2 separate regions of the Homo sapiens genome follow, and region 1 is linked to region 2. A link is an interaction called in ENCODE POLR2A ChIA-PET data of the cell type or tissue named here. Cell type or tissue: GM12878. All regions are shown on one strand. Links, peaks and the distances in the headings refer to the core of each region. The heading gives the core; the rest is flanking DNA.

Region 1 (2,910 bases), core at 178-2,677, 190 kb before region 2:
TTCCTTCCTTCCTTCCTTCTTTCTTTCTTTCTTTCTTTCTCTCTCTCTCTCTTTCTTTCTTTCTTTCATTTTGAGATAGAGTCTTGCCCTGTTGCCCAGGCTGGAGTGCAATGGTGCGATCTTGGCTCTCTGTAACTTCCACCTCCCAGATTCAAGCAATTCTCCTGCCTCAGCCTCCCGAGTAGCTGGGGTTACAGGCGTGTGCCACTATGCCTGGCTACTTTTTGTATTTTTAGTAGAGATGGAGTTTTGTCATGTTGGCCAGGCTGGTCTCAAACTCCTGACCTAAGGTGATCCACCCGTCTTGACCTCCCAAAGTGCTGGGATTACAGGTGTGAGCCACTGCACCCGGCTGGAATCTGCATTTTTAATAAGTGCCTCAGGTGACTTTTCTTTGCCTGGAATTTTGGAAACCCCATTTAAGTCAATATAAGGAATACAGGAGAATGAGGCATTGCTACCAAGGCAGCTGAAGGCATTAGCTAAAGCCTATTATTCATTAGAATCTGCTAAAATGCATATTCTGAGGCCCGTACACCAAAGAATGAGAAACGGGTGCAAAGGACAGGCCCAGGAAGGAGGATTTTAATACTATCTCTCCCCTACCATCCTGCCAACCGTGGATATGGTTTGTTTGTTGCCACCAAAATTCATGTTAAAATTTGACCTTCAGAATGAAGGTTTGGGGATGTGGCACCTAGTGGGAGATGTTTGAGTAATAGTGGCAGATCTCTCAGGAATAACTTGGTGCTGTTCTCCCAGTAGTGAGTGAGTTCTGGCTCTGGGGAGACTGGAATGGTTGTTGCAGGAACGGATTATTTCCCACAAGAGTGGGTTGTCATAAAGCCAGCACAGTCCTCAGGTTTCCCCTTTTTGCACATGTCTGTTTCCCTTTTGACCTTCTCCCTTCTCTACCATGTTGCGATAGAGGAAAACCCTTGCCAGAAGCCTGGGCCATGCCCTTGAACTTCTCAGCCTGCAGAACCGTGAGCTAAATAAACCTCTTTTCTTTATAAACTACCCAGTCTCAGGTACTCTCTTATAGCCACAGAAAATGGACTAAACTCCCTCTCCCATTTCCTACCCACTTTGTGGTCACCAAAACTTGTGAAACACTGACTTAGGTGGTGATTCTTAATCCTGGCTAAGTTAAGTGAAGTTGCATTTTCAACATGCCTTGGGAGTTCTTTTGATCTGTATGTATGTTTAAAAATAAACCTCCAGAGATTTTGATTCAAAGGGTCTGGGGTAGAACCCAGCCATCAGAAAAATTTAAAACCTCTTAGTGATTCCAAAGTACCACCAAGACTGAGAGCCACTGCACAAGATTCTCCATAAATTGAATATAAAAATGAAAGCCAGCTGGGCACGGTGGCTCACACCTGTACTCCCAGCACTTTGGAAGGCCGAGGCAGGTGCATCATGAGGTCAGGAGATCAAGACCATCCTGGCTAACACTGTGAAACTCCATCTCTACTAAAAATACAAAAAATTAGCTGGGCGTGGTGGCAGGCACCTGTAGTCCCAGCTACTCGGGAGGCTGAGGCAGGAGAATTGCTTGAACCCAGGAGGCGGAGGTTGCAGTAAGCAAAGATTGTGCCACTGCACTCCAGCCTGGGCGACAGAGCGAGCGTCTTTCTCAAAAAAAAAAAAAAAAAAAAAAATTGAAAACCAGTCTATCCCACTCTTCGTTACCCCTATCCTCACAGCATCACAGGTTGAGCTCACCACTAGCCTTAAATGCCTGGGGCTCCTTCCACCTACTTATGGGGCTCCTACTGTGTGCAAACAGCTCTTGGGGAGCTTACAAAAGAGGTAAAAGTCACTTCCCACAAAAGCATGAGGACGTGGGAAAAAACCACACATACAAACACTTATAAGTATTGTACAATCAGAATTGTACAGACCAGGAAACCGACATTCAGAAGAGGAAATGACCGCCCAGCGAGTTCATGCCAGAGCCAGAACTCTTACCTGGGATGCCTTTCTCCTTCTTGGCTCATTTTTACTTGAACCCAAGTTGAACCCTCTGCACTTCCTGCTCTTCTGTTGGTTGGGCCTGGCCTGGAGCTATCATCTTCATCATCAGGAGTAGCAGCATGGGGACAAGGGCAGCCTATCAAGGCTTATTCTGGGTCTAGCATTAGACTAAGTATCTGTTGAATGAATGAATGAATGTAGCCAGCCTAGCACCTGCCCACAGGCTGACATTAAGAACCACAAGTTCAGGCCAGGTGCAGTGGCTCATGCCTGTAATTCCAGCAAGACTGTTTGAGCTCAGGAGTTTAATACCAGCCTGGGCAACATAGCAAGAGCTCATCTGCACTAAAAGTAAAAATAATTGAGTGAAACTCGGTCTCAAAAAAAAAAAATTAGCTGGGCCTAGTGGCATGCGACTGTAGTCCCAGCTACTCAGAGGCTGAGATGGGAGGATCACTTGAGTGCCAGAGGCTGCAGTGAGCTATGCTCATGCCATTGCACTCCAGCCTGGGTGACAGAGTGAGACTCTGTCTCAGAAAACAAAAACAAAAACAAAAACCTTTGTTCAGGCTGGGTGTGGTTGCTCACGCCTATAATCCCAGCACTTTGGGCGGACCACTTGAGGCCAGGAGCTTGAGACCAGCCTGGCCAACACTGGGAAACCCTGTCTCTATTAAAAATACAAAAATTAGCCGGGCATGATGGTGGGTGCCTGTAATACAAGCTACTCAGGAGGCTGAGGCAGGAGAATCACTTGAACCCAGGAGGCAGAGGTTGCAGTGAGCCAAGATCGTACCACTGCACTCCAGCCTGGGTGAGAGACTGAGACTCTGTCTCAAAAAACAAACAAACAAAAGACCTTGGTTCAGATAACCTCTAGAATGAATCCCTTTAAACACTGAAATTAGTTCATTTTTCACAGACTCAGGA
Region 2 (2,910 bases), core at 243-2,742:
ATTCTTATAAGCCTATTTTCTCCATAAGTTCCTAGTATCTCTATGCACACATTCTCTACCTGTACCATATTCTGAGATTTATAATATAACGACATGTAGGGTTGAAATTGGAACAGTAACAATAACAAATCTGTCCTGGTGAAATGCTGGTCATTGGGAAATACAACCACCAGAGGCAGAGCAATGTAGGATAACTTTCTGGTTTCATAAGACGTTTTGAAAGCCTACATGATATAGACCAGCTGCCAGATGATTGATTTGGTTTTGGCCTCCCCATTCTATAATTTCAAGTCACCAGGCAGAGCTGCTTCTGATCCTCATCTGCTCTTCAGTGTCTTAAACACTGATGGGCAGGAAACGCCTGGGTGTGCCTAGCTCAGAAGCTGAGGGCAGGGAGCCTCTGCCCTCCTGAGCCTGGGGCTGCTGGGGTGGAAAGGCTGGAGCAGTAAGCTCTGTCTCAGGACACCACATGTGCCAGCCATGTTCTAAAGTCAGGACTTGGGAACTGCGTGGGTGCTGGGGAGGTTGTCTCACCTGTGAAAGAGGGAGACTGAACTCCTTCCTTCTGTGGGGATTGGTGTGCTGGGCCCTGGGAAATCTCTATTAATATTGCTTCCCTTTGGTTCTTTTCATTTAGGTAGTTTATGTGGTGGTGAATACTAAACTTTCTTTTCTTTCTTTTTTTGTTTTTTGACACAGTCTCTTTGTCACCGAGGCTGGAGTGTAGTGGTGTGACCTCGGCTCATTGCAACCTCCACCTCCCCGGGTTCAAGTGATTCTCCTGCCTCAGCCTCCTGCGAGTAGCTGGGATTACAGGCGCATGCCACCATGCCCAACTAACTTTTTGTATTTTTAGTAGAGATGGGGTTTCACCATGTCGGCCAGGCTGGTCTTGAACTCCTGACCTCAGGTGATTTGCCTCCCAAAGTGCTGGGATTGTAGGTGTGAACCACCGCGTCCGGTCCTATTTTCTTTTAAATTAAACTAAATGATATTCATTATTGCTCTTCCACTTTTATGCTTGTTCATTCTTTTAAATATTTTCTATTAATAAGTTAACTTTTGAATAGCCTTCTTGGGGGAATGCAGAGATCTTGCTGTTGGATTCATTTTTCTCTTTCCTGCATTCATTTTTTATTTGTTATGTTTTGATGGATGAAATTTTGTCTATAGTTTATGGTCTTCATAATGTATTACATATTTTGTCTTTCACTTTATTATGCTACCTTGGATTTTTTATTGATCTTCTCATCCACTCATCTGCCCCCTTTGTTTTAAACCTGAGTTTGTCTGTATTTCCCCTCTCAGTGGCTTTGGCAGCTGGGACACAGTTGTGAACTGTTTCAGGTATCTCATTCTTGAAACTTAGCTTTTTGCCTTCGATGAGAAAATGAAACTGGCCCAGCTTTGAATATGGTAATTCCTGTTCTGCCTTCATGGTCCCGGGGGATGGGTTTTCTTTTCGAGCGTGGAGATGAAAAGTTGTCCCTGGTTAGTGTGCCCTTTGTTTAGGAACAGGGTGAATCTTGTCATTTCTTTTACTTTCCTTTTTGCTTTGGCCACCAAATTTAGAGCTGAATTTGTGGCTCAACTTGAATAATTTTGGCATATCTATGTTTAACATTTTCTCATTGGCTTTGATCTTTTGAAATTTTTTCTGTAATTTTTTGGATCTTGATCCGTAACATTTTTATGTGATTTTGTTTTTCATTGTGTATGTTCTTATAAGTTGCCCCAAGACCATTATAGAATGAAGTGAGATACATAAGTTAATAATTGGCTGGGTGTGGTGGCTCACGCCTGTAATCCCTGTACTTTGAGAGGCTGAGGCGGGCAAATTGCTTGAGGTCAGGAGTTTAAGACCAGCCTGGCCAACATGGCGAAACCCCATCTCCACTAAAAATACAAAAATTAGCTGGGCCTGGTGGCGCTTGCCTGTAATCCCAGCTACTTAGGAGGTTGAGGCAGGAGGATTGCTTGAACTTGGGAGGTGGAGGTTGCAGTGAGCCGAGATTGTGCCACTGCCCTCCAGCCTGGGTGACAGAGTGAGACTCTGTCTCAATAATAATAATAATAAAAATTGCAAAAGTTATTATGCTTGTTCTCTAATAACTTGTCTCTTTTCATTTTTCATTGTGTTCACATACTATTTAAAATATAAATGACCTTTAGATTTTCCATAGTATGTGCGCTGTGCAGTAATTTCTATGTCTCTATTTTCAGCATGATCTTTCTTCCCAAAGGTTGCAGGGAGAGTAGCTGAAGAAAGGGGTGCAGTGCTGGGCCACGAGGTGGGCTACTGCATCCGCTTTGATGACTGCACCGACCAGCTGGCCACGAGAATTAAGGTAAAGTGCTCAAGCTGCTTTTCCTAGTGGAAATAAGGAAGAAGGTTATTTTGGGAGAATTAAAAACATGTAGTCCTTGCTGCTGTACAGGACATTGATACCATGGCAGAAAGTGAAGAAAAGTATCCTGACATTCAGAGACTTTAGTCAGCTAGGAGACAGAGAGCTCTTCCTTTTTTCTTTTTTTTTTTTTTTTTTGAGACAGAGTCTCTCTCTGTCACCCAGGCTGGAGTGCGGTGGCACGATCTCTGCTTGCTGCAAGCTCCGCCTCCTGGGTTCACGCCATTCTCCTTCCTCAGCCTCCCGAGTAGCTGGGACTACAGGCGACCGTCACCACACCCGGCTAAGTTTTTTTTTTTTTTTTTTTTTTGTATTTTTAGTAGAGACGGGGTTTCACTGTGTTAGCCAGGATGGTCTCAATCTCCTGACTCGTGATCCACCTGCCTCAGCCTCCCAAAGTGCTGGGATTACAGGCGTGAGCCACTGTGCCCGGCCGACACAGGGCTCTTTCAAAGAGTCCTGCAATCTTATCCCAGAAAGGAGCTTGGAAGTCAGGTTTAGT

The links. ChIA-PET counts read pairs that join two places held together with the same protein. Peaks named below come from ENCODE experiments on the same cell type or tissue, not always from the same donor. Only the 100,000 strongest peaks of a DNase experiment are listed, where the experiment ranks them.
Region 1: POLR2A ChIA-PET joins it to region 2 with 5 read pairs; 2 of 35 experiments call an interaction of 5 or more read pairs at or near these places.

Annotation. Positions count from the first base shown.
Region 1 is chr20:38,797,509-38,800,418 of GRCh38, forward strand. No RefSeq gene overlaps it. Among named protein-coding and RNA genes, the nearest start is that of PPP1R16B, 6.7 kb to the right of the region's middle. In GM12878, for the core only: no CTCF peak of the experiment used is centred there; no DNase peak of the experiment used is centred there.
Region 2 is chr20:38,986,570-38,989,479 of GRCh38, forward strand. It overlaps DHX35 (DEAH-box helicase 35), which reads left to right. Exons shown (of 22, transcript NM_021931.4): 5 at 2,244-2,348. Among named protein-coding and RNA genes, the nearest start is that of DHX35, 26 kb to the left of the region's middle. RefSeq lists an enhancer at 1,443-1,562. In GM12878, for the core only: no CTCF peak of the experiment used is centred there; DNase peaks (open chromatin) are centred at 261 and 1,412; H3K4me3 peaks cover 1,380 bases; H3K27ac peaks cover 2,106 bases.